Regions from separate parts of the Mus musculus genome. Here region 1 is linked to region 2. The links are chromatin loops, found by intact Hi-C in ENCODE. Cell type or tissue: left cerebral cortex. All regions are shown on one strand. Links, peaks and the distances in the headings refer to the core of each region. The heading gives the core; the rest is flanking DNA. Region 1 has its middle 16 kb from the start of 4930453N24Rik. Region 2 holds the start of Zfp654 (zinc finger protein 654).

Evidence for each region. A loop is a pair of places that touch in the nucleus more often than their neighbours do. Peaks named below come from ENCODE experiments on the same cell type or tissue, not always from the same donor. Only the 100,000 strongest peaks of a DNase experiment are listed, where the experiment ranks them.
Region 1: a loop joins it to region 2, with 2.7 times the contacts of the local background. A loop is called at or near these places in 3 of 42 quality-filtered maps.

What each region holds. Positions count from the first base shown.
Region 1 is chr16:64,748,382-64,761,115 of GRCm38, forward strand. No RefSeq gene overlaps it. Among named protein-coding and RNA genes, the nearest start is that of 4930453N24Rik, 16 kb to the right of the region's middle. In left cerebral cortex, for the core only: CTCF peaks have their summits at 2,767 (motif pointing right) and 6,536 (motif pointing right); a DNase peak (open chromatin) is centred at 6,545.
Region 2 is chr16:64,844,429-64,857,162 of GRCm38, forward strand. It overlaps Zfp654 (zinc finger protein 654), which reads right to left and starts at 7,295. Exons shown (of 9, transcript NM_001347245.1): 1 at 7,039-7,295. The coding sequence starts at 7,224. It overlaps Cggbp1 (CGG triplet repeat binding protein 1), which reads left to right and starts at 7,573. Exons shown (of 3, transcript NM_178647.3): 1 at 7,573-7,808; 2 at 8,371-8,597; 3 at 11,123-12,734. The coding sequence starts at 11,145. The coding sequence ends at 11,648. In left cerebral cortex, for the core only: a CTCF peak has its summit at 4,468 (motif pointing left); DNase peaks (open chromatin) are centred at 5,877, 6,196, 6,613, 7,432 and 1 more place; H3K4me3 peaks cover 3,849 bases; H3K27ac peaks cover 1,500 bases.

The sequences.
Region 1 (12,734 bases), core at 2,408-10,407, 96 kb before region 2:
TTCAACACGTGAACTCAGGATTCCTTCCTCAAGACAAGCTGCATCTGTGTCACAGCATCGCCACCGTGTGGCCACATTCAGAATCGCTCCCGCTCTTGTGTTTATATAAACTTGGAGCGTTTTTTTCTTAATTCAGAAGGGAACTAATTTGATTCATCTCTTGAAAACTCAAAATTTTATTACGACTCTTTAATCATCACGGCTCAATACAGCGTTGTCACAGTTTGTTGTTTTCCTCTCTGATGGGTTTCAACTCTTTCATTTCACTAATATGCAAAAATATCATAAATCATCAAATAATCATGACCAAGAATAACCAAAAATATGTATGGATATGTGGGGGAAGTGGGGTGGTAATGTGTGTTTATGTGTGAAGTTGAGGAACAAGTCCAAGACTTTACTAGGCAAACATTCTACGACTAAATTATCTCCTAAACCCCCGAAAATTAACTCCTGAGATAAATAAACCCCTGAAATTTTCACTCCTTAGTGAGAATGTCAATGAGCAATTTTACCATGCAAGGGAAGAAAGGCATTTTGTCAACCAAAAGCTCTCAACACTGACAAATTTCTACACTACATTATGCAGTTAGCACAGTGACGGTGTTCCCAGGTATGGACCTCTCAGAGGACAAGGACAGTGTGGTCACCTGATGATTCTTCTCGACACGTCCTAGTGGAGCTTCATATCTCTGGTGGCAATCCAGTAGTATGCAGAACAATTGGAACAAGTAAGTAATCATTCTATCTTCTACCTACACGTGTTATTCTATAACACAAAGTCTTATGCTATGTGTTAACATGTCATATAATGTTTACAGTCTATTCATTCTTCTGGCTTTCTATTTCTGCAGGGGTCAAATAACATAAAACATTTTCCTCTATGGCCCCTTCCAGATTTGAGATTGTGGGAGCAGATACATCCCAGTAAGTGGTGCATCTACATTTTGATAGGATGGTAATGGGTGGTAGATGGGCATACAACTTATAGGGTGGTAGTATATACCTTATAAGGCAGTCATGATGTGAAAAAAAAGTTGGAAAATAAAGTTTTTAGATGAGCTGCTACACACTGAGAATATTCTGGCTTTTTTACAGAACTATTTTAAAGGGGCAGCAACTCTGAATTCTGAGGGAAAGGACTGGCACCATATAAATGTTCTTGATAAAGAATTCCAGCACACTGGATACCCAAATGATCCAGGTGTGTAAGGGACAGACATGTGCTTGACAGGCTGTGGTTACTCCAGTTACAGAGAAAGGTGTAAATTAATTCCGTAAGTTCAAAGGGAGCCGCTATAGGTAAACACAACAATCATTTTATCACTAAACTCACTGGAGCAAAGTCACTTTGGAAACCTAGGGGACAAGGAAGACGCCTCTGAAGGTGGAGAACCAATGAAGCTAAACCATCTCTCTACACTTCATTTCTCCAGTAGCTATTTCTAGAAACTATTGTTCAGCAAATACCCGGGAGGTAAGAAAGTCCCTCAAAGAATGACAAACAGGAAGGGAAGTTTAAAACTATCAGCAGACTGTAACGATGTGTCACAATTAATTAAATTAACATGCAAACATGTCTTTGTTTAAAAAACAAGTTATAACTAGACCTCATTCTGGGTTTAACTAAAGGATTGCATGCTTCCACATTCTATTAAAACGTTTTCAGTAGCCACAGTGGTCTATGAATCCACAAAGCCATCTCTATAGCCTCATATTGCTTCAGAGTGAAGGGGTGGCCACCTACTCAGTACCCTTCTTAGACCTTGCTGTACAACAGTCTCTTTTAGCATACACAAATAGTCGTTCCAGGGGACTCATGTCATGCATGTGATGGTTTGTATGTGCTTAGCTCAGGGGTGGCACTATTAGGATGTGTGGCCTTGTTGGAGTGGGTGTGGCCTTGTTGGAGTGGGTGTGGCCTTGTTGGAGTAGATGTATCACTGTGGGCTTTAAATCCTAGCTGCCTGGAAGCCAGTCTTCTCCTGTTTGCCTTCAGATGGAGATGTAGAACTCTCAGCTGTTCTTGCATCATGCCTGCCTGAATGCTGCCATGCTCCCACCTTGATGATCATGGTGATGATGATGGACTGAACCTCTGAACCTGTAAGCCAGCCCCAATTAAATGTTGTCCTTATAAGAGTTGCCTTGGTCCTGGTGACCACAGCAATAAAACCCTAAGTAAGACAATGCATCTTGGGAGACACCTCAGTGTCTCTATTGGAGGCATATGAATTCAGTGTGGTTCTACCTATACTCTTTATCGTCTGTGACAACAAGCACTGCACAATGATACTGATTTCTATTAACAGTGTAAGTTATTTGCCGTCTTCCTTAAACCCTTGGAACTGCCAATAATTCTTACACATCTGTCCCTTTACTCTATGGTCAGTCATTCTCATTCCTACCTTAATATGAATTTTTTTCTTCCTAAATTTCCTTCCCCACATCTCACGCGACTGTTCCAGGCATGTGTGCTATACCATTATCTCCTGTCCAAAATATTGAAGGTGGTTCCTAAGAACCCCTCCCATATGAGAGTTGTCAGCTCTGTAGCAAAGCTCCATTTACTTTGGACCATTACTATTTCTTTTTTAATGAAAAAAGTTGTGGGTACACATTCACGGTGCATACTGACATGTTTCATCAAAATGTCTATCTGTGTCCATGTTCGTGGGTATTGCAGGTGCATGTGTGTGCATATGGAGACCTAAGGTCAACGTTACATTTTTTTTTAAGATTTATTTTATTTATATGAGTACACTATAGCTGTTTCCAGACACACCAGAAGAGGGCATCGGATCCCATTACAGATGGTTGTTACACGTTTTTACCAGTTCCCATCATGGTATTTGAGAAAGGTATCTCTCACTGAGCCTGAGGCTTATAATTCAGCTAGACTGGTGCTGTATACCAGTTTCCTCTAAGACTGAAACATTCCACCCTGCTTGCTCACTAAGATAGGCTCTTTCTGTCTTGCTTCCAGATGAGATTAGAAACTAAGTCAGTAGACCGCAGGTCTTGAGAGGGGGTGGGCACCTTTGGAACTGCTGATGGCTTGTATGGAATGAAAGACAGAGGAGCAACTCCCTCTTGTCCATGCCTCACTGTTAAAGCCGAGACAGCTCCCCGTACTCTGCCCCAAGGGAGAGTTATAGCACTTGCTCTCTTGCATGCAGGTGGCAGACCACGGAGTTCTCTGCACAAAGATAGGGTCCAATTTCTCATAAGAAATTGCCCAGAGGTTCCATTCCTCTAGAGAACTTTGACTCAATCATGGCCCCGTGTCTTCAAGCAGCAATTTCTGCTTTGTTATTTAGAGAGGCTTATGCTATATAATTACATGATGAGATGCATTATTTATATTAAATATTTTAATTAAAAACACTTAAATTGCCAAGATAAATTTTCTCTGAAATTGCAGCAGAATATAAGCAAATACCTATTTACACATAAGTGTAAAAAAAAAATACAAGCAGCATCATTAACCTACAAAGTCTACTTATATATTATGATTATATTAGCCAGGCAGTTTTAAGTTCTGAAGCCAAGTCGGAATGCAATCACTATAATCACATGGAGGATTCTCTACCCTACTTGTCATCACCCATTTAAAAACATGTATCAAATATACTTACAGTACAAACTATGAAAGGATCTATCTCATCTGCACTGCATAAGAAAATCCATTAACTGGAATAATTGATCATATTAACAAATTATAATCTTGCCACCCAAGCACATGGTTCCTTTGCGGGTGATGATGGTCTTGCACTCCTGAGCCTCCTGTGGCCTCTGTGAATGGAACAAAAGGACTTTGCATGAAGCACAGATTTCTTGACCTGGGGCAATGGATGGATGCTCTGTCTGTTTCTAATACCAACTGACTTGGAATGATATGCAAAAACAATATATTCAGCAATATGTGCCTCTCCCTCTCTCCCTCTCTCCCTCTCCCCCTCCCTCTCTCCCTTCCCCCTCCCTATCCCTCTCCCCCTCTCCCTCTCCCCCTCCCCCTCTCTCCCTTACCCTCTCCCTCCCCCTCTACCCCCTCCCTCTCTCCCTCTCCCTTTCTCCCTCTCCCCCTCCCCATACCCTTCCCCCTCCCTTTTCCTCTCCCTCTCTTTTTCTCTCCTCAGTAAGTAACAATGCAAAGATTATTTAGGAGTCCATTAAGCGAAAAAAGTCAGGTTTCTTAAACAGTTATTTGCCAAGCATAAACATTTACAGTTCCTAAAAATTCCCTGCCCCCATCCCAAAAATTTACCTACCCTACTGTATCCTTGTTGGGCTATAAAGTTTATATTTAAAATGTTAGCAATTCCTCTGCAATTCAGCATAGTTATTTTTGATGTGCAAAATTCTGGCTTTTTTTTTTTCAGACTTGAATGACATAAAGTAGCATTGCAGACCTTCATTTCAGCGCTGGCTTCAACATCCCTCACCAGAATAATATCAATGGGGAGGGACTGAGACAAGCCCAGAGAGCAGCAGTCTGAAAGGGGATACAATGCTACAGAAGAGCTCTTGCTTGCCTAACTGCATGAGCATTTAGTTTCAATTCTTTTTTTTTTTTTACAAAAGCCCTTTTATAAAGCCATTTTTAAATAAAACAAACCAAAAGGTTTACAAAAAAAAAAAAAAAAAACCCTACAGAAAAAGAATAACTTGTTTCATAGGTTCCCAAGAAGGAAAAAAAAAATAAAGAAGACAATATCAACATGCTCAACAATAAGGGGTTCTTTTCCTTACTTCTTAATACAAAATACAAACAAAGGATACACATACTTAAAACAAACTTCAGGAGCAGACAACAGTCCTGGAAATCCTTCAATCAGAGCAAGGCAGGAATTTGTTGTTGCTGTTGTTTATGCAAATGCATACAGACCAGGATATGTAAATGTATGAAATGAAGTTATCACATCAGACCATCACATGAGTCTACCAATGCATGTTGCATCTATAGTAATTCTATAATAATAATGTTCATAATTCATGAATATGGTCAACAAAATTATGTTTACTTCAGTTCGGTGACATTTAAATTAAAGAAGAAAAACCCTTTAAATAAAGTGGTTACATTCAAACTTTAGCTTCCTTCGTACCATGCTGCAGATTTCAGCACTGCTAAAGTATTGCAAGAATGCCCAACCCTCTATTGTCTAACCATATATCAAGCTGCACTGCAGTATGAAGAAAAGGATGCCAGGCTCTCAGCCATGGCTGAAGACAGGCTAGCTTTCTGACCCTTTCTGCTCAGAACATGAAAGATTAAAGACTAAAATTGAGAAAGACTAGGAGATTTTTAGAACTGGCAAATTAAGTCTAAAAGATGAATGAAGGCAAATTGATCGTGGCGGCTGAGCAACCTGGCAAAGTCTTATGCCTTGCAGAGGAATGAAGTATGGAAGGTTCGCTGCAATGTGTTCACGGTACGCAGACTATGGAGAGCTCTTACTTACAAATCTTGTAAAAAGTACTTCCAGAGGAAAAGGGGAAAAGGTCACTAACTTCCAGAAGACAAAGGTTTAATTGCCAGACACTTACAAATCCCCTCACCCAATATACAAAGTTTCCAGGGTGCACAGGAGACACACAGAGCCAGGGAGACTGGACACCAGAATAGAAAACACATACTGATTGGATGCCCTTCTCCTGCCTGGCCCACAAGAATCCTGTGACTTCTCCTTAGTGATGATTAAAATCTGCTTTCTAAGTCATGAGCTCAGCTACTAAAATTCATTGTAGGCATCCCATGGGGCCTCCCACCCAGTCTCCTCAAGTGGCTATCCCACAGCCCCTCCCTCCTCTGCCCCAGGATGGGAAAGTCATCACAGCCATTGTCAACCCTTGTCATGGGCCAATCATTCAAAACAGACTTGGGGTTGGGAAGGTGAGGGAGGGAGAGAGGTAGCAAGAAGCCTTAGCAGGAAAAGACGTCTGCTGTCAGGATCCACGACCTGATTGTAATCTCAGATACCACTTTGAAAGAAACCACTCCTGAAAGCTGTCCTCTGACCTACACACACACACACGTACAATTTTAAATTTTACATAATTAATTTTTAAATTTTAAAAAAAGATTTAGTTATTGTTATATGTAAGTGCACTATAGCTGTCTTCAGACACACCAGAAGAGGGAATCAGATCTCATTACAGATGGTTGTGAGCCACCATGTGGTTGCTGGGATTTGAACTCAGGACCTTTGGAAGATGAATCAGTGCTCTTAACCACTGAACTATCTCACCAGCCCCTTATATAATTAATTAATTAATTAATTAATTAATATAAAAATTGTTTAATAAAGCAGAACATGGGGTCTCTTGTTTTGTGGTGCTATGCTGGAGTTGGAGTGCATATGCAGACCGACAAGTGCTCTGCTGCTAACTTGCAACTCTTTGAGACAGGACTTCAAAACTATCACAAACTTCAGGACCTTCAGACAGATGTATTTTTTTGTTGGATGACCAATAGGAAGCCAATCCTTTGATGTGGACAGAAAACACTCGGAGAACTGACTTGGCCACAAGATGTCAGTAAATTTCCACATTCTGCTTTGCAATGCTGCGAAGGGGGCTTTCCTTCCAGATGATGCTAAGAGGCATCCTAGACATCTGGTGCTGAGCAAGGAAAGGATAAAGGGCTCTAATTCTTCTTAATACTAAGTGAAAAACTGTGAGCAACCAAGAAGGGATGCAGATGCAAAGAAGAAGCCATCTGCAATATATCTCATGCTATCTGGACCTTTATAAATTTGTTTCTAGTAAAATGGAATCTAGTCTACATGTTTAAATAATTAAAATTTGATGATTTAAAGTTAATACTCAAGAGTGGAAAAACTAGAATTTTTATCAAAATCCTCAGGAAATCAGTAACTTGTGTCAGCAGGACAAATCCATTAATTGGAACAAATTTACTTTAGAAAATAAAATATATCTTCTCATTCAAAATTGACTAAGAAAACCCTAATTTGTTTATATTATAACCCTTCACTTAATCTTTAAATTTTACCTATTCGGGGGAGGGGGGTTGTTTACAGTTTCAGAGGCAAAAGTCAGCATTTGGATGGCTCTAGTGCACAGGCCAGTGATGAGGCAGAACATCTATGGTGGGAAGTAAATAACAGATCAAAGCTATCACATCATGACCAGAAAACATAGAGAGAGCTCACTTTTATAGGCCTTTTTCCTAGAACTCACTAAGCCATGAGTCCAAACATAAATTAGTCCATTCATGAGATCAGAATCTTCACAAGAGCCCAAACTTTGGCCATTTTTTTCATAGTAGACATTAGGAGATATTGACAATCTAAGCCATAATCTTCCACCCCAATTTAAAAAGGCTCGCATACCTCTCACAATACAAGATACCTTCAGTCTATCTGCAATTGTTTTCCTTGACTTGGTACCAGCATTGCTCAAAAGTCTGAAGTCTTCTGAAACATTGGCAAATTTTCTCTCCTCTATTTTTTTAAGTTACCACACAAAGGCATGCATTTATTTCCTTATAGAATCTTCATACATGTATGTCATTGAACTGTGTTCTGATCCCTCTCCTCCAGTGCCCCTACTCTCATGTCGAGGAAGTGGTCCCCTGCCTCCCACTAAGAGGTTCTGCTCTTCTGTCATTAGCATCACATTACTCTCTTTTGTCCCCCTTCATCTCTTGCTTAGCTTTGAGATCTCTTCCTCTCATCCCATGGTCCCCTTTCAGACACACATGCAGTGAGGAAGGCAGAGAGAGAGATAGAGAATGAAATTGTACATATGAGAAAAAAATGGCATATTTGTCTTTCTGAAGCTGGCTCATTTTACTTAATGTAATGATCTCCAGTTGCACCTGTTTTTCTGCCAATCTCCTGCATGATCTAAAATGTTTTCATGGCTTCATAAAACTTCATTGTGCATACGTATACGTATTTTCTTTATCCATTCATCTGCTGGTAATATATAATCCTGTTCCATTTCTTTGGTAATGAGAATAGTCAGAAATAGGCATGGACCAGCAATATTTCTGTGGTACGTTGACTTAGAGTCTTTTGGGTATTTATATGTAGGAGCTGAATAGCTTAGTCATGTAGTCGTTATTTTTAGTATTTTGAGGAACCTACACCGACTTCCCTAGTGGCTACACCAGTTTTCATTCCTATTTACCCACGTGGATGCTGTCACCATTAGAGGTAGCTCAGTTACTCATGGTGGCATATGAGATTTATTGGGTATTACTGCGATCAGATGGTTGATTATATATTCCCCCAATACCCATGAAAAACAAAAGTCACGATATCAGAGTGTAGACTAAATTCTTAGGAAAGAAAGAGAGGAATGATGGGAATGATGTCAATAATCAAGAAAGAGGTGAGGGGGGCCATGGTGGCACACAACTTTAAACCCACCATGCAGGAGGCAGGAGCAGGAGCATCTCTGTGAGTTTGAGGCTAGCCTGGTCTACAAAGTGAGTTGCAAGTTCTAGGACAGCCAGGGATACACAGTGAAACCCTGTCTTTTCGGGGGTAGGGGGGAGGCTCAAAGAACAAAACATAAACTTTTTAAAAAATGTAAAACTGCAATTCTTAGTCTTTGTTGGGAAGAAAACCCCGAAGCCCCAAATACGAAACAAGTCAGGACAGTACAATTGGCCTTGGTGACAGCAGACTGGAGGGTCTAGTAACAGGAAATAGAACACACACACACACACACATCTGTTCTGGCAACCTTAAATTTGGTGGTGGAAGTCGGTCTGTGCGCCCCTCATCCTGGATGGAGGATCAGAACTCGAGACATCCACTTCATCAGTCCTCACATCAGAGACTGCTGTGGGAAGGCCCAGTGTCTGACAGTGAGCGATGCTGGAGAACAATCCTGAGACACCCCACAGACTGTCAAGGTGGAAAAGAGCTAAAGCAAACTAAGACAAGAGGACACGGGGGCTGGGTGTAAAGCTTCTTCAACCCTTTTTTCTCGCTCAGTCATTGAGGTCAGAGGTACAGGTCTGCTCATGTCACGGGCAACCGTGTTGAGGAGTGGCAGTTCTAGAGTAGGTATGTCTCTGTGGGCATAGACTTAAGACCCTCAGTCTAGCTGCCTGGATGCCAGTCTTCTCCTAACAGCCTTCAGATGAAGATGTACAACTCTCAGTTCTTCCTGTACCATGCCTTGATGATAATGGACTGAACCTCTGAACCTGTAAGCCAACCCCAGTTAAATGTCCTCAAAAGAGTTGCCTTGGTCATGGTATCTGTTCACAGCAGTAAAACCCTGACGAAGACAGCCTCCTTTCTGTATGGAGCAGCTTATTGGACGGCCAGGGTCTGAAAGCAGGAAGAGTTCTGGCTCACTCAGTCAGCATGCCCTGCTGCAGAAAGGGATGTAATCAAGTGACACCCTTTAACTAGTTGTGCCACACCTGAGTGCATGCGGCCAGAGGCCTCTTGAGCAAGTGGAAACACGCCTAGTTCATGGGCCTTTGAAGGCTTGAAGAGTTGGCAGTTATTCCTGGAATGCAAAGAAGGCTTCTAGAGTGAATGCCGTCCTGCCGCTGACAATATACGTTCCAAAACAAACTACTATTGTGTGTTCAGTGGTGTGTGTGTGTCCATGTGTCTGTCTCTCTGTCACTCTGTGTGTGTGTGTGTGTGTGTGTGTGTGTGTGTGTGTGTGTGTGTGAGAGAGAGAGAGAGAGAGAGAGAGAGAGAGAGAGGATGTGGTTTTAAAAGAGAGAGAGAGAGAGAATGTGGTTTTAAATAAACCCCAACAGTTTCTGCAGTACACAAAACACCAAGATGATGGTGAAGAGACCAGAAGAAGATATCAGGTTCCCTGGAGCTACAGTGGTAGGCAATTTTGAAAGCTAGGAACCAAACTCTAGTCCTTCACACGAGCCTCAAATGCTCTTAACTACTGAGCCACCTCTCTGGCTCCTCCTTTCTCATTTTCACTCAATCCAAGATTCCAGCCATGATAGGTAGTCAAATTATTAGCTAACTAGCCAGACAATACATTTAATAAAAAGAAGTCAATGGACAGCAGAAGCTGCTGCAACATGGCTGATCTGTCAGTCGCTCCAACGGCCCTGAAATAACAAACTGCTGGCCTCTCGGAAGTCTTCTGGAGTCAGGTTTCTCAGGTAACTCTATAAAGTTTGGCTTTCTTAGTAATCAATCTATGTAAATATTTTTTACTACAGGCCGTCTCTTTCAATAATATGGTCACCTATGTACAGGAAAAGAAACAAATCTATCCATAGATAGCCTTAGATGGTCTCTCAGTCTGCCTGTCAGTTAGCTCCAGAGAGTACTCTTTCTTAACAGCCACAGTATTTGGATGTGGTTTTAAATAAACCCCAACAGTTTCTGCAGTAGGCAAACCACCGAGATGACGGTGAAGAGATAAGCAGCTCTGTAGAACTGAACTGTTTGTACAAGAGCCACATAACCTCATAGTCTTAAAATAACCGGCTCTTCAAGACAGCACTTTGTTCATTCATGTGCCACTTACACAAGGTATCTAAGAGTGGAGAAAATCCTTCACTAAATATTTTCCCCAAATATTCTGTAATATATTTGTAATACTCAAAATATTTCCCCAAAGAAATGTGTTCAGTCTCTACCCTGATCCTTCCCTCTATAAACAGGTAGTGGGGGGCGGGAGTATGACTTCCTGCCTAGTTTTTCCTCCAGCATTGTAACTCAAGAAAACCAAATTTACTTCTATTCACTTCAACAATGAGCCACTATGCTGACCTTCTATATCCGCAGTTACCCACCCTTTTAAGAAAGGGAAGTGCTGGTTGGTTTTATTTACCTATCATCTTCAGGATTGCTGAAGCCTGCATTGTATCATTAGAGAAAGGTCATGGTCCTACGGGACCATGGGCCATTTTAGTCTACACTAAAACATATTTCCTTTTACATAGTCTTGTTTTCTATACTTCTGTGTTCTCAAAGAAAAGTGGAACAGGAAATTTAAGTCTTTTTATTCTCATGTGTAACATACTCATGTCAAATAATGACTCATCTCAGGAATGTTGTTGGAAATTTTGAAGGACCTCAAGAACACAAGTCAGGACTGCTCTTCCACACTGGCTCTCAGTAATGCTATGTCCTAAAGGCTTCTTTGTATGTGTACTAGTGTATGTGTGTATTTGTGTCATGTGCCTGTCCTGTGGTCATGGAAGCCAAAAGAGGACATCAGGTCTCCTGAAACATGAGTGCTAAGAATCCATATCCTGTTGTAGCAGCAAGAGCTCTGAACTCCCGAGCTACCTCTTTTGCCTTCACTGTTTTCTTGATGATAAAACAGCTCCAATAGTTTCTGCTTTCCCTAATAAACTTCTAGCAAGTAACTTATGGCTTACTAAAATTCTGTAAGATGCTTCTAAATTTTGTTTCATCTACCTGGCATGGTGCCCGAGAAAATAATTACCTGTTGAAATTAATTTACCAGTGAAGTCAATGTGCTTTAAAAATAAAGCAGCTGGAGGATGTGGAAGAATGATGAGACATGTCATCATCGGGACATGACATGGCCGGTGTGCTCATGAACTCACTGCACCTACGGCTGCCTATGTAAGAGCAAGCCAACAGATCAGTGGGCACTGCAACAGACATCCTTAACTGGACTGAGAGTTACAAACGGTGGGGAGGGAGACATGGTAGGACAGTGAGCATATACTGGAGGAACCTGGGAGAAGTAGGCAAGGAGAGTGGGTGGATATGGTCAAGCTTCCACACAATTTCAATGTATGAAATTGCCAAAGAATAAATAAGATTCTTTAAAGAAAACAAAACAATCATATGAAATTTTGATGGCATCATAAAGCTAGTTAACATGTAGTATGATTTTGACTGATAATAAATGGATTTCGGGCCAAAAATCACTTCAGATAGCCATCACTGTCCTCATTTGTCTGTGATCTTTGAAAACACTGCTTTCAGGATCTCTTGCATAGCACACACATTGTTTTTCTGAAGTTGTTTCCCACCACTTGTGTTCCAGGGTTTATAGGGAAGGTCACACTGCAGTCCTCCCTGTGAGTACATGAATCTCCAGCAGAGTGACTAAAACATGCTCTCCCCTGGGTGGCTTTCCCTGTCAGTCAAAAGATCTCAGGTCAACCCATCAGAAGTAGAGAATTTCCTGCAACAGTTTTTCATTTGGTTTCTACCCTACCACTTTATAGTTTAAAACTCAAATATATTTAAATATATGTAAAAGCACAAAAAACAGTTTAGCAAAACACTTTCAGAGTGTAGAGTGATTAAATAATATGCTAAAGACAATACATGTTTCCCTTTCTGGTTCTAGTATAAAGTAAAGTTTTTCATTATCATTTTCTGGGTATTACTCACTGCAAACAAAACTTCAAATACTAACGACATAAATATGTAAAAGTGTGATTTTTTAAAGATATATTTTTATTGTTTTACCTGTATGTTTTGCCTATATGTATGTGTACCACGTACACAGGCCAGAAGATGGAGTCAGATCCCTGGAACTGTACTTAAATATGGCTGTGAGTTACCATGTGGGTGCTGGGAATTGAATGCAAGTCCTCTGAGAGAGCAGCAAGTGCTCTTAGCTACTAAGCTATCTCTCTAGCAACTGCATACATATTTTTTTTTAATTGTGTATATGAGTACACCATTGCTCTCTTCAGACATGCCAGATGAGGGCATCAGATCTCATCAGGTGGTTGCTGGGAATTGAACTCAGGACCTCTGGAAAAGCACTTG
Region 2 (12,734 bases), core at 2,135-10,134:
ATCTCAGGAGTTCAAAACACAACCTGGTCTACAGTTTCAGACCAACTAAAACTGCATGGTGAGACCCCCATCTCAAAGATAAATAAATAAATAAAATAGAATCCTAAATGAAACCACTTCTACCTGGGCTTAAGCGTCTTGGGTAATCAGCCTGCTTAAACAGTTTCAAGCATGACTTGGGGTAGGAGACACAGATTTTGTTACATGTAAAGATTTCCATGCCATTTGTCACTGAAGATGTTCTCAATAATTTGCTGTTGTCATTAGCAACAATTAGCCTTCCACTATTAAAATCAACCTAAAAAGGTATTAAAGAACAACATGTAGACTATTGATTTTGTTTTGTTTTCCCTAGTTATTAATAAACAAGTAAATAGCCTTCTATGAATTTCACCCTTCATGAATACTGCAAGTGTCTCCAATACTCAAGTTTTTGAAAACCATTTTTAAAAGCCCACATTTTAAAAAACACTGAATGTATGAAGTAAAGTGATGCAATGAATTGATTTTTAGCTCCGAAAATTCACAATACAATAGACCAAGGACTTGGCAAAAGTAAATAAATCAGTGCAAATTACTGTCAACACTTGCCTTCATCTTTTATATTTATTCTTTATGCTATTGTTTGTTTTTTTTCGAGACAGGGTTCTCTGTGTAGCCCTGGATGTTCTGGAACATAACTCAGAAGTTATGACTGCCTCTGTCTCCCAAGTGCTGAGAGTGCTCAGCCTTATATTTATTTTTAACTGAGCTAATTTTCAACATTTATTAAATGTAGTTGAATAAACACACATTTACTTCTGTTCTCACTTGCAAACTTAACTAAAGTAAGTTAAAATGATTAAGGCACACACACACACATTTAGGTAGCTAGGAAATAGCTGGAGGAAGTTGTTCCTAGTTTGAGAGCTGAGATGCTAATTTGCAAACATTAGTGGAGGAGCTGAGGAGCAGCCTAATACCATGCATTAAGGACCTCAGGAAGGGGTTACACTGGAGGAATGTGAGGACTACATATTTGTAAACATGGACGTGAAACAAGTGTCAAAAATCACAAAAAGACAAAAAGCGGGGGTGGGGTGGAGTGGGGGTCGGGGTAGGGTGGTTCCTAATCCGTATTTGTTTCTCTGGAGAGAAACGCAAGAAAGAGACGCAAAAGCAATGGAGAAACGACAAGAATGGGTATGTACAAGAGTTCAAACTGGAGAACTCAATAATAAGAAAAGGGTGGCTCTACGAAGCAACTGACCCCACCTAAAATTAAAGAGGGAAAATCATAATTAGGCTCGCGCGCGCGCGTGTGTGTGTGTGTGTGTGTGTGTGTGTGTGTAAGTTGCAAGTGATTAGCTCTAAAAAGAAAAGGGGGAGAAACTATGTTTTTCTAAAAAGCTACCCCCTCACGCCTCTCATATAAAACGCTAGCTGCTTCTATAGCTCAACCCCGAACTTGTTTTCTTCCTTACTTCCTAAATAGAATCTTAAGAATGAATTCATCATTTCTTTTTTTTAAGGTTTATTTATTTTATGTATATGAGTACACTATAGCTGTACAGATGGCTATAAGCCTTCATGTGGTTGTTGGGAACTGAAGTTTTAGGACCTCTGCTCGCTCAGATCAACCCCACTCGCTCAGTTCCTGCTTGCTCTGGCCCGATGATTTATTTATTATAAGTACACTGTAGCTGTCTTCAGATGAGCCAGAAGAGGGCGCCAGACCTCATTACGGGTAGTTGTGAGCTGCCATGCGGTTGCTGGGATTTGAACTCAGGACCTTCGGAAGAACACTCAGTGCTCTTACCCACTGAGCCAGAGATGAACAGCTAGAAAGACAGTTTTCAATTACCCACAGAAATACCCTGTTGTCACATAAAAGTCAGATGCGGTAGCTGGAATCCCAGCATGTATAATGGCATATCAGATAAACTAGAAGAGAAGGATGGCTTAGAAAAAGAAAAGCAACTGCACAATCATAAGGAGACCACAGTGCCATCCCTCCACTACCAAGTCAAGACATTTTACATAAGCAATAAATAACTACATTGCTTAAGTCACTTAAATCAGGTCTGAACTTGCAATGAGAAGGAACTCCTCATATTTAGGCCTCGTATATGATTTTTTAAGATATGTGCACTGATTAAAGATAAGTTAAGGTATGCAAATTAATAGCAATAATTAGTAATAAAAATAATACATTATACACCCTCAGAAAACTTTCATGAAAGTACAAGTATTGTATAAATTTTTGCACCAAGACCAACATATCAGGATTATCAGGATTCTTTTCTAAAACAAATTGAATTTCTTTGAAGAGACATTAAATATGTATTTTGTAAAAAAAAAAAAAAAAAAAAAGAGGCAAATCCTTTTTCTGTTATGACTGTGTCTTAGGTGACTTGCATAGACTACAATTGCTGTTAAAACTTCCTGAAGAATTATTAGGTACCTTTTGCTAAGAACAGCATTATCCAAACAAAAAACTAGCTATCTATAAAGTAAAATTTAAAAGTATAGCAGGCAGTCGGGCGTGGTGGTGCATGCCATTAATCCCAGCACTCGGGAGGCAGAGGCAGGCAGATTTCTGAGTTCGAGGCCAGCCTGGTCTACAGAGTGAGTTCCAGGACAGCCAGGGCAACACAGAGAAACCCTGTCTCGAAAAACCAAAAAAAAAAAAAAAAAAAAAAAAAAAAAGCCTTTCTCAAAAGTATAGCAGGCTTTCTCACCCAGGTACCACTGACATGTTAGACCAGGTTAACTGTTGGTCTGTCCTACACTATCCCTTGGAGGACAGTCAGCATTTCTAGCCCCACCTACTAACTGCCAGTTAGGAAAATCTAAGAATGCTGAATGCCACTGGGAGGAAACAAAATTTCTGAAAACCCAGACAGCAAATGTAGTTGCTTCACAAATCATTGCTTCACACATCAGGAGCATGGAGCTATGACAATATTACAGACTAAAATTTAAAGATGAGAATATTTTAACATGTTCACTGAAGTTCATTATGGGATATAAACTATCAGCTCCAGAGATTAGAGTAGCTCTAATGCTCCTCCTAAGCCCAAAGAGGCTTTGACATCACAGAAATATTAATAGCTTCTGTCTGTTTAAGCCTACCCATATGTTAACATAAGGGCTTTTTGTTCGTTATGTTCTTTCTCTTATTTTATAGCTTGTCATCTGCCTAGGGTAGCTGTTAAACCCACCATAGTACAAAATAGTTTTATAGTCTACTGTAACCTATCAGACTATTTCCATCTCATTATAAGGATTTGATACTAAAACTTGCATAGTTTACTATATGTTACCAAACTCAAATTATTACTGCTTCAGGAATTGAGTGGATGTTTCCTGCACCTAACAACTCAAGAGAGACAACAATGTTTCTTGAAATAATTTTTACTACTATGGTATAATAAAGTATCCTTCTTAAACTTTTTTATTTTAAGTGGGGTTCTTGTGTGTGTGCACGTGTTTGTTGTTTTGAGACAGGGTCTTTAAACACAGTTTTGGATATCACTATGTAGACCATGGTGACCTCTAACTCTCAGAGATCTACATGGCTCTGACTCCTGACTGTTGGGATTAAAGGCTGCACCACCACCAGCCTTGACTCCTTCTTTGAACCATATCTGTGCTTCCTTGAATACTTTCAGGATTTTTGCCCCCCCCCCCACCTATCATTAATTTTCCATCACTCTATCCCATCCACACTATGCGATTCAATGTATGTGTTTTGTTTGATCATTTCAATGTGCCTTTCAGTGGAAATTGAAGTCTGAAATCAAATCCCATCTTGTTCTTCTTTTGGAATGTAAGAAAAGTTAACTTGTTTTGGTTTCAAATTCTATGTAGCTTGCTATCTGAAGCTTAAGAGTTAACAGGTTCCTAGTAAAAGTTGCTTTCATATCAAAACAAATTAAGTATGGCCCACTCTACTGAAGCATTTGTTGAGAAGATAACTAATATAACCCAAAGGAAGAGGTAATTAGAGACAATTAGTCCACAGAACCTTTGTTTAGTTTTCCTTAAAAGAATTGTTCATTTTTTCTCCTGCAACCACAGCTACTAAGCAAGAAATTTTGATTCATATTTTCCCCCAAAAAGAAAGGACAAACTGTAGATTTTCTTCTTAATATCACAAGCTGTATACAAAGTTCATATAGTTAGCTTTGTCACTTAGATTATCTATTTTACATCATTATTTTATTAACTAAATATTAAATTATCTACTTTAAAATTACTCATGATTAAATAAATTTGCTAATTAGTGAAAGTTCCTTAATATTACTATTAGTACATAATAGAATCCTAATTGTTTAAAAGAATTGATCAGGCTGGAGAGATGGCTCAGTGGTTAAGAGCACCGACTGCTCTTCCAGAGGCCCTGAGTTCAATTCCCAGCAACCACATGGTGGTTCATAACCATCTGTAATGGTATTTGATGCCCTCTTCTGGTGTGTCTGAAGACAGCAATAGTGTACTCATATACATAAAATAAATATTTAAAAAAATTGATCTTTGGAAATTCAGTTATATAAGCCAATTTTCCTTACTGGCAAATCAAACTATTAACAAACTCCTATTTTATTAAGTAGTAGATGAAATGTAGCTTATTGTATGTGATTCTTCCATTCCATTTAAAATAGGTAAAAGATAATATATATAAATATAAATCTCACTTGTAAAATAGAACCAGAACAGAATCCCAGAAAGAGGTCTATTACTAATCTCTAAGATGATGAAGTTTCAGGAAAATAAAAAGGGTCACATCAATGTATGTTGATATAATACTCATAAGTTAGCTATATAAAATAAAAGTTCATTGCGTTTTTTCTGTTCAGTTTTATTCTCAGTTATTCATAACTTAGAATTTTATAAAATAGTTAATTTCATTTGTTCGTTAAACATTTTAAAGTAAACTATCAGAATCTGATTTTGTTTTTTGACTCAGGGTCTCATTATGTAGCCCAGGCAAAACCTGAATTTATGTTCCTGGTGCCCCACCCCCAGGTGCTGTCATTGTTTTGCAGAAACTAAATGTGCTCATTTTTTCTTAAAAAATTTACTTCAAGAAATTTAAGAGTAGGTAAAGGTTTTCAAAAAAGAAAGAAAGAAAGAAAAAGTTCTAGCCCTCAAAAGTTTCAGCAATGAGGAGATATTTGAGCAAGGAAATTGACACTGGGCCGGGGGTAGAGCTCAATGGGATATCTAGCCTTGGTTTCAATGTCCAGGCAGCACACCCACTGGCACACACGCACACATATGCACACAGGTTGGGGGGGGGGGGTTGCTGGGCAAGGCAGAAAAAGAGAGAAACTAAATTGTACTAAGATATATGTGTGTGTGTGTATAATATATATAACAATATATATGAAACAATATATATGAAACAATAACATGTTTCAGAATATATTTAAAATATCAAATGAGTGCTAATTTTTCTAAGTTTGAAGTTCCTAGGTTCATAGTCTACAAACATAACAATTGCTAAACATAATCATGTACTTAGAAGACAAATGCCCTCAAAATCAAGACACTGAACATTAACTGTCAAGATAAAACATGTTTTCAAGAAAGTCACTACACAGAAAAAAAATGTTAAAGATATACACTGTTTATACCCAGACTGTTTCGACCTTCAAACCAATGTATCTATGGCATGGGCAGAAAATTTAAATTTAATCACCAGTAACTTATCCAAAAATATCAACTTACTCTTCTTTCCTTAAATGCTTGGCAAGGCATAAAATGAAATGTCAACAAATTTAATGCCCACTCAGTGTTCACTTTATTGCGCACCTGTGACCAGAATGAAAATAAACGGCTAACTCATCCAAACCTTTCCTGTATTTACCCAGCTAGCAACTATTCCAACCAAAAAAGTAACTGAGGCACAGATGTTAAGTAACAGGTTAAGTAACAGATAAGAAACGGAAGAGCCAGAGCTTGAATACTTTGTGCAGGTTAAGAAACAGTTTTTAAAAGGCAGTAAGAAACAAAGTATCTTTTTTTAAAGAAGCAAGTGTTAAGAATGCAAAAAAAAAAAAAAACCCTTATATTACAAATGCATGCAGATGAGAACGCAGATTATCCAAACTTTATCCCTAAACCCGGAGCTTGTTTCTATATTTGCTTACAGTTAGATAAAAACTACATGCAATCCTTAAAAGCAGTCGGCAGAATAAAGGAAACAAATAATTTACTGTCACTTTTTCCGATACTGAATTTAACAGACCAACCAAAAACGAGTAATTTAAAGGCTGGGGGAGGGGTGGTGTAACGAGGGCAATAGTTTCAGGAAAAACGACTTTCTCTGTAGTCAGACAATTAGGAAACAGTGTGCTTGTCAGAGAAGGGGGTCAAAAAAAGGGAAAGATGACAATCACTCCTATAAGGTTCCACACGGAAAACACCCCCCCTCCCAACACACACACACCTGGTGGGGGAGGGGAGTAGCTAACGGTGGGACAGTGCCAAGGCCAACGGAAGAACTGGTCCAGAGGGACCTAGTGAGGGAATGACAGGCGACCCTAGCAGAGGGGGAGGGGTGGCGATGACAGGAGGGCAGGCAGTGGGGTGATAGCATGCTTGGCGTCTCTGAAAAAGAGAATGCGGGGGAACCTGGGTAACAGAGAAAGACGGGAGAGCCCAGCAGAAGTGAGAGGGACCGGGTAGTGAACCTGAGAAAGGCGGGACCCTGGGGTACGAAGAGGGTCTGCAGGGAGGCACAGGCATGTCAGGACGGGGTGCTTTCCAGTTGACCGTCCAGCTCCCAGCCCACCACCACCACCGCCGCCGCGACAAACTCACTTTCTCCTCACCTCCAAGTCCGCAAGTCACCCCCAACCCCACTCCCCGTCGTCCCCATCGCCGAGCTCGGAGCGGTGCAGAGAGGGGACCGGGGCTTCCCAGACTCCCTCTCCGTCCCGCCGGAGGACCGGTCCCGGACACGACGCAGAGACCTGGGCCAGCAGGCCAGGAGCCACGCAGAGGCCCGGGAGCCCAGTGACAAGTCGGAGCGGCCGACGGGCGCCTCACCTGACAGAAGCGTCGGCAGTAATCCCGGCTGCTGATCCCGACGCCGCCGCCACAGCCGCCGCCGCCGGCCCCCCCTCTGCCGTCGCCCGCAGCTAGGAGCCCCACTGGGCCCGGGGGGGACTCCACAATGGCCACGAGCTCTTCTCCGAGGCGCTCGGCCTCTTGGTCGCTCTCTTCCTCCGCCATGAGGCTCTCGCCGCCCAGCGCGTACCCAGCCCCTGCGCCGCCGCCGCCGCCGCCGCTGCCGCCGCCGCTGCCTCAGCTAACCTCCTCCTCCTCCTCTAGTTCCCTCCCCCTTTCCCTCCGCCCCAGCCGGACAGGGCTACTCGCCTGGGCTCTACTTCCGGCTCCGCCCACCCACGCCCCCAGTTTTCACTGGAGGAAGGACACCGCCAATCATAGGCATGCCCGCCCTACCTTCCTATTGGTTACACTAGCCGTCTGTTTGCCAGGCCTGCCATCTGTTGGTCCACACTACTCGGCGGTTGCTGAGGACCGCCTACGAGCCCTGCCATAGGGCGCGCCGGAGGACGGGGCGCGGCAGGGGACACGGCGGCCGCGGCGGAGCTCGCTCGGGCGGCGGCGACGGCGGTGGCAGCGGCAGGAGCAGCGGCTGAAGCAGCGGCGGAAGCAGCGGCGGCCGCAACGGGATCTCCTTCATCCCGTTGCTCTGCCCTTTCTTCCTCCTCTCTTCCTTCCTGGCGAGGGCTCGTGCACTTCCCCTAACGGCGGCCCGCTCCTACGGTCCCGAAGAGCTGGGAAGGCGGAAGGTGGGCTTGGCCGTTGGTGCGGGCGGCGAGCCCAGGCCTTCGGGCCGGGCGAGGGAACCGGGGGCGGGGCCGGAGGTGGAGGAGGAAGGAGCCGGGCCAGCCTGACAGCGACGGCCTCGGCCGGCGCCCGCCGCCCCCTCCCCGGGGACAGCCACGGAGTCGGCGGCGGTGCGGCGGACTTCTCCGGGGCCCTCCGAGGGCGGCTGGGACGCGGCCTCGGCCCCGGCCCCGGCCCGCAGGCGGGGTCGCGGCGCCGGGGCGCCACCTCGGCCGGCGCGGCGGGAGGAGGCTGTCTAGACGTCCGGCGGCCCGCGCCCGCCTTCCCCGCCCCCACCGGAGCCTCGGGCCTGCGGAGCGCGCGGGCCGCCGGGCCACCCGCCCCGGGGCGTGCGAGCCGAGCTGGCGTGGGGCTGGCTGGAGCTTCGGGATCGCGCACGGAAGGCGGAGAGAGACAGACACCTGTGTGCAGAGCGTGGCCCGAGCCGCTCTGCCGCGGGCCTGCGCCCTGCCTTTCCCGCCCCTCCACCATCTTCCCTTTCTGTTTGTTTTTTGTGTTTTACAGTAAAGACATGACTTCCCGGCGCCACCGGGAAAATAGGGTGCAAGCCCAGGAACTGTTTCCCCACCACCACCTGTTGAAAAACTGAGTCGAAGGCGTCTCCGGGGTCTGAACGAACGCGAAGTCGCTCGGATTGGATGCGTCTGTGGTTTTGCATCCAGAAAACTGTCACTACTTAATATCAAGGAAAAACAAACAAACAAACAAAAACCCGACTGGAAATTAAGCTGGTGAGTATTTCGACTTGAAAACTCAGTTTACTTTTGCTGTAGTAAATGGCTGTTTCGCTTTTGTTCCCTGGGTGCTCTATCTTAACTTCCTCATTTGTTTAAAATATTTCTGACTTCTGGAAACACTTTTACACGTAACCAACCTCCTCGCCTCTATGAGGTGGTTATTTTCATTGGCAGTATCAAGAATAGACCTTTCAAGAGAAAAGATCAGGAAAGTTCAGGCTTCACGTGGCACAAGAATTGCAGATCCCATTTCTGTAAGTTTGCAGTCAAAGAAAAATTCTAACTGCACCCCTAGTTTTTCATAACAGCTTTAATTGTTACTAGAATGGTTTTATTTCATAGGTGTAGAGTACTTGTGGAAGTTGCAGACATTTGCAGTGAGGATTTGCTGAGTATTAGGTGGGATTCATCATGATGTCTGTCTTTTCTGCCATGAAAAACCTATGCCCTAAAACAGTATCTCACACGTAACCCTTGAGTGTCAAAGATGTGGTGGGGTGGAAATCCACAGAAATTAAGCATGTGAAATTCTAGACATTTTGTGCCTTAGAGAATTTTCATGAATTGCTAAGTCCTACTTTGAGTTCATAGATTTTGCTCAAAATACAGACCAAAGTTGAAATAATCTTGGTGTTGCCCAGCAAGTAGACTAATGCAGTGGGATACTCCATGCTTTGTAATGTTACTTATAAAAACGAATTCTTCAGAACATACTTGAAGTATTTCTTCAACATGTTTTTAACAAAATTATTCAGTATAGTAGTATCTGATGTCTTGATTATTATAAAAAGTTAAATCACAGGCATAGAAGAGTAAGTCTTGCTAATCTTTTGTTATCAAAGTATATTTATTATCTTGGGTTTCCAGTGCTTGTAATTTTATATAGCTGATAGTCCGTTGATAATTTTCAGAAGTTTGGGGGCCTAGTGAAGTGACTTTGAGAGTCACTAACAACACTGAGTTAGTCCATGAAACCACTGTCCTCAGCTCCAAACATGTGCCAGAACACAGGTGCTCACACATTTAGACTTCTGTAAGAAGTAAGACACGGCCAGGTATGCTGGCACATGTCTGTGATGTGATCCCTGCCATTCAGGACAACATTGAAAGCCCGCTGGACAACAGGGTTGTTCTTGGTGTTTTGAGTTTTGTTGTTAGGCTAAATTTAGTGTTAAACTGCTTCTAAATTATATGGGTTTTGATAAATGGTTATGGGGGGGTCGTTATTTGAATTTGGCTTTTTTTTTTTCCTGTTTGTTTCATTTTTGTTTTTGTTTTTGATTGCTGAGGTCAAACCTAGAATTTAGCTCATGCTAAGCAGTTGTTCTGCCTCTAGTGGACACCCAGCTGTTCATTTACTTTTTATAAACATCAAGTTGTGCCCAGCACATATTGGGCACTATGTTAAGGGAAATAAAAATTAGTCTTCAATGGAAATTGGAAACCAAATGTTAAAGAACATATTGCCTTCTCTTGATTATCAACTTTTTAGAGAAATACATATGTTAATATTTTTCCAGACATGGTGTCATACAGTTTCAGCCTCAGAATTCAGGAGGTGACAAAGATAGGTCTCTGTCTACATAGTGAGACTCTGTCTTTGTTTTTGGTTAGCTGGTTTTCTAGACTGGATTTCTCTGTGTAACCCTGGCTGTCCTGGAACTCACTTCATAGAACAGGCCTGCCTCTGCCTTCCCAAGTGCTGGGATTAAAGGCATGTACCACTAGGCATTGAGGTCCTGTCTTAAATAAGTAGTACTTATTGTCAACTATATGTAGGCCTCAGGTTGTAATGTTATTGTAAATAGTTAGGCATGCTTTATGGTTTTTTTAGTTTTTACTTGTTTTTCTTTTTGGAAAGTAAGTCTTACTACCAGATTTTTGCACAGTTGAATTCTCAAAATCGCTTTCCCATCAAGAAGCTCTTTAACTTGAACACATGTCTAAGTTGGGCAAGGTTAGTATTTTTAGTACTATGAATGCTGCTGTGATTGTGATTTTCTAAACGATAGAGACATTTAGAATACTTTAATATTTCTTCAGGGGTCTGATTTATTTGTCATAAAAAACAAGGTATTGGGAAGTTGGATTAGTAGGGCCGTGTGCTTCCTGTGCAAGTGTGTGGACTCTCTGCAGTGTGTATCTATAATCCCAGTTCTGGGGTCAGTTAGAGAAGCTGTTCAAAAACAACAAGGTGTGCACATAGGCAGTACCACATACACACACACGTCAAGGAATGGACCTAGCTGGATGCTGCTGATTTGCTTTAGTTTTGTTTTCCTTGAATATGTCAGATGTTTAGAAGACATGTGACCTATAAATTGAACTAAAAGTGTTTGTGGGATACGGAGGATCACTGAATTAAGTTTGTTTTTCCTGTTGTTGTTTTGGAGGGGGTGTATTTATTGTTTTTTTTTTAAATCTACCCTTACAAAAGCACTTATAACTACTTTTTATTAATGTTAATCACTTCTAGAATGAACTATTATCATAATACTAACATCTTTCTCTTGTCTTAGAAGAACCTTATTCAGAGACAAAATGGAACGATTTGTTGTAACAGCACCACCTGCTCGAAATCGTTCTAAGACTGCTTTGTACGTAACCCCTCTGGATCGAGTCACTGAATTTGGAGGTGAGCTTCATGAGGATGGAGGCAAACTCTTCTGCACCTCTTGCAATGTGGTGCTGAATCATGTTCGCAAGTCTGCCATTAGTGACCACCTCAAGTCAAAGACTCATACAAAGAGGAAGGCAGAATTTGAAGAGCAAAATGTGAGAAAGAAGCAGAGGCCCCTGACTGCATCGCTTCAGTGCAACAGTCCTGCGCAAACAGAGAAAGCCAGTGTTATCCAGGACTTTGTGAAAATGTGCCTGGAAGCCAACATCCCCCTGGAGAAGGCCGATCATCCCGCAGTGCGAGCGTTCCTGTCCCGGCATGTGAAGAACGGAGGGTCCATACCTAAGTCAGACCAGCTGAGGCGAGCATATCTGCCTGATGGCTACGAGAATGAAAATCAGCTCCTCAGCTCACAAGATTGTTGACGAGGCAGTTAATGACCATTGTGATCAAGATAAATAATGTGGAGTATTAAAGTTAATGTGTTGATTGTGTGGTTCATTTTTATATTTATTTTAAATCATGTGATACAGAATAGTTTTGCAATGTGTATATAGTTTTAGGCAAAAGAAAGAAACCTCACTGCAAAACTTACTGCTAATTTTAAGTCACCGATGGTGTAAAGTAAAACTTACCTATGGAGTGTATTAGGCTATCTGAAACCCGGTGGTTATCGTTAAAACTCATGGATGTTCTCCTGAAATGTTTGTGCATGGAAGAACTTCCTTGCATTGTAGCCCTGTTGCCATGTATGGTTTTTGTTTTTTCTTGTGAGGTTACGTAATGATTTGGATTGAGAACTAGCCTAGAAAACTGAAGCTGCTGCCAGGCTATACCTCTCACAGGACCTTAAAGAAGCTCACATTCTTTTCAAAGTGGAATAGTAGGCCGGAAATGTTCTTAGAGCTTGAGATCTCTAGGAGAAATGACTGTTCAAATTACATTCTACTTGTATGTGAAATAATTGCTTAACCTTCACTTCCTTGTGGTCGCTTTTAAAGACATATTTAGTAGCAGCTTCAAGTGACTAAAAGACTAAAATCTCTCTTAGTGTCTTTGACAAAAGCCATGGGGGATTTTGCAGTGATGAGATTTTAGTCTTCAACTATGAACAAAAATTTTCAAACCATAGTTTTCATGTTAAGTAGCATCCTGGATTTGCAAACTTTTTTATGTCTTGGTATTAAGACTATTAAGACAGTCTTGTAGTCTTAATTTAAATTTAAATACACTGTGGTTCTGTTTTCTCTTTTTACAGGGAATTGGTTACTTTTTGGCTGACAACAAATAAGAAAATTGCTTTCTATACATTAATTTTTCCATAAGATTTTATAAGAGTTTATTTAGGTAAATAGACTAGAAATGAGTTTTAAAAGTTTCACCTTTACTGCTTTGCCTCTGGTGATGCAGGTTTTAAAACTTGGATGCTAAACAGTGCAGAAAACGAGGCAAGAACTTTATAGTAAAATAAAGCAGGATGCTGAGTCAGGAAATAATCAGCTCTGTCAAAG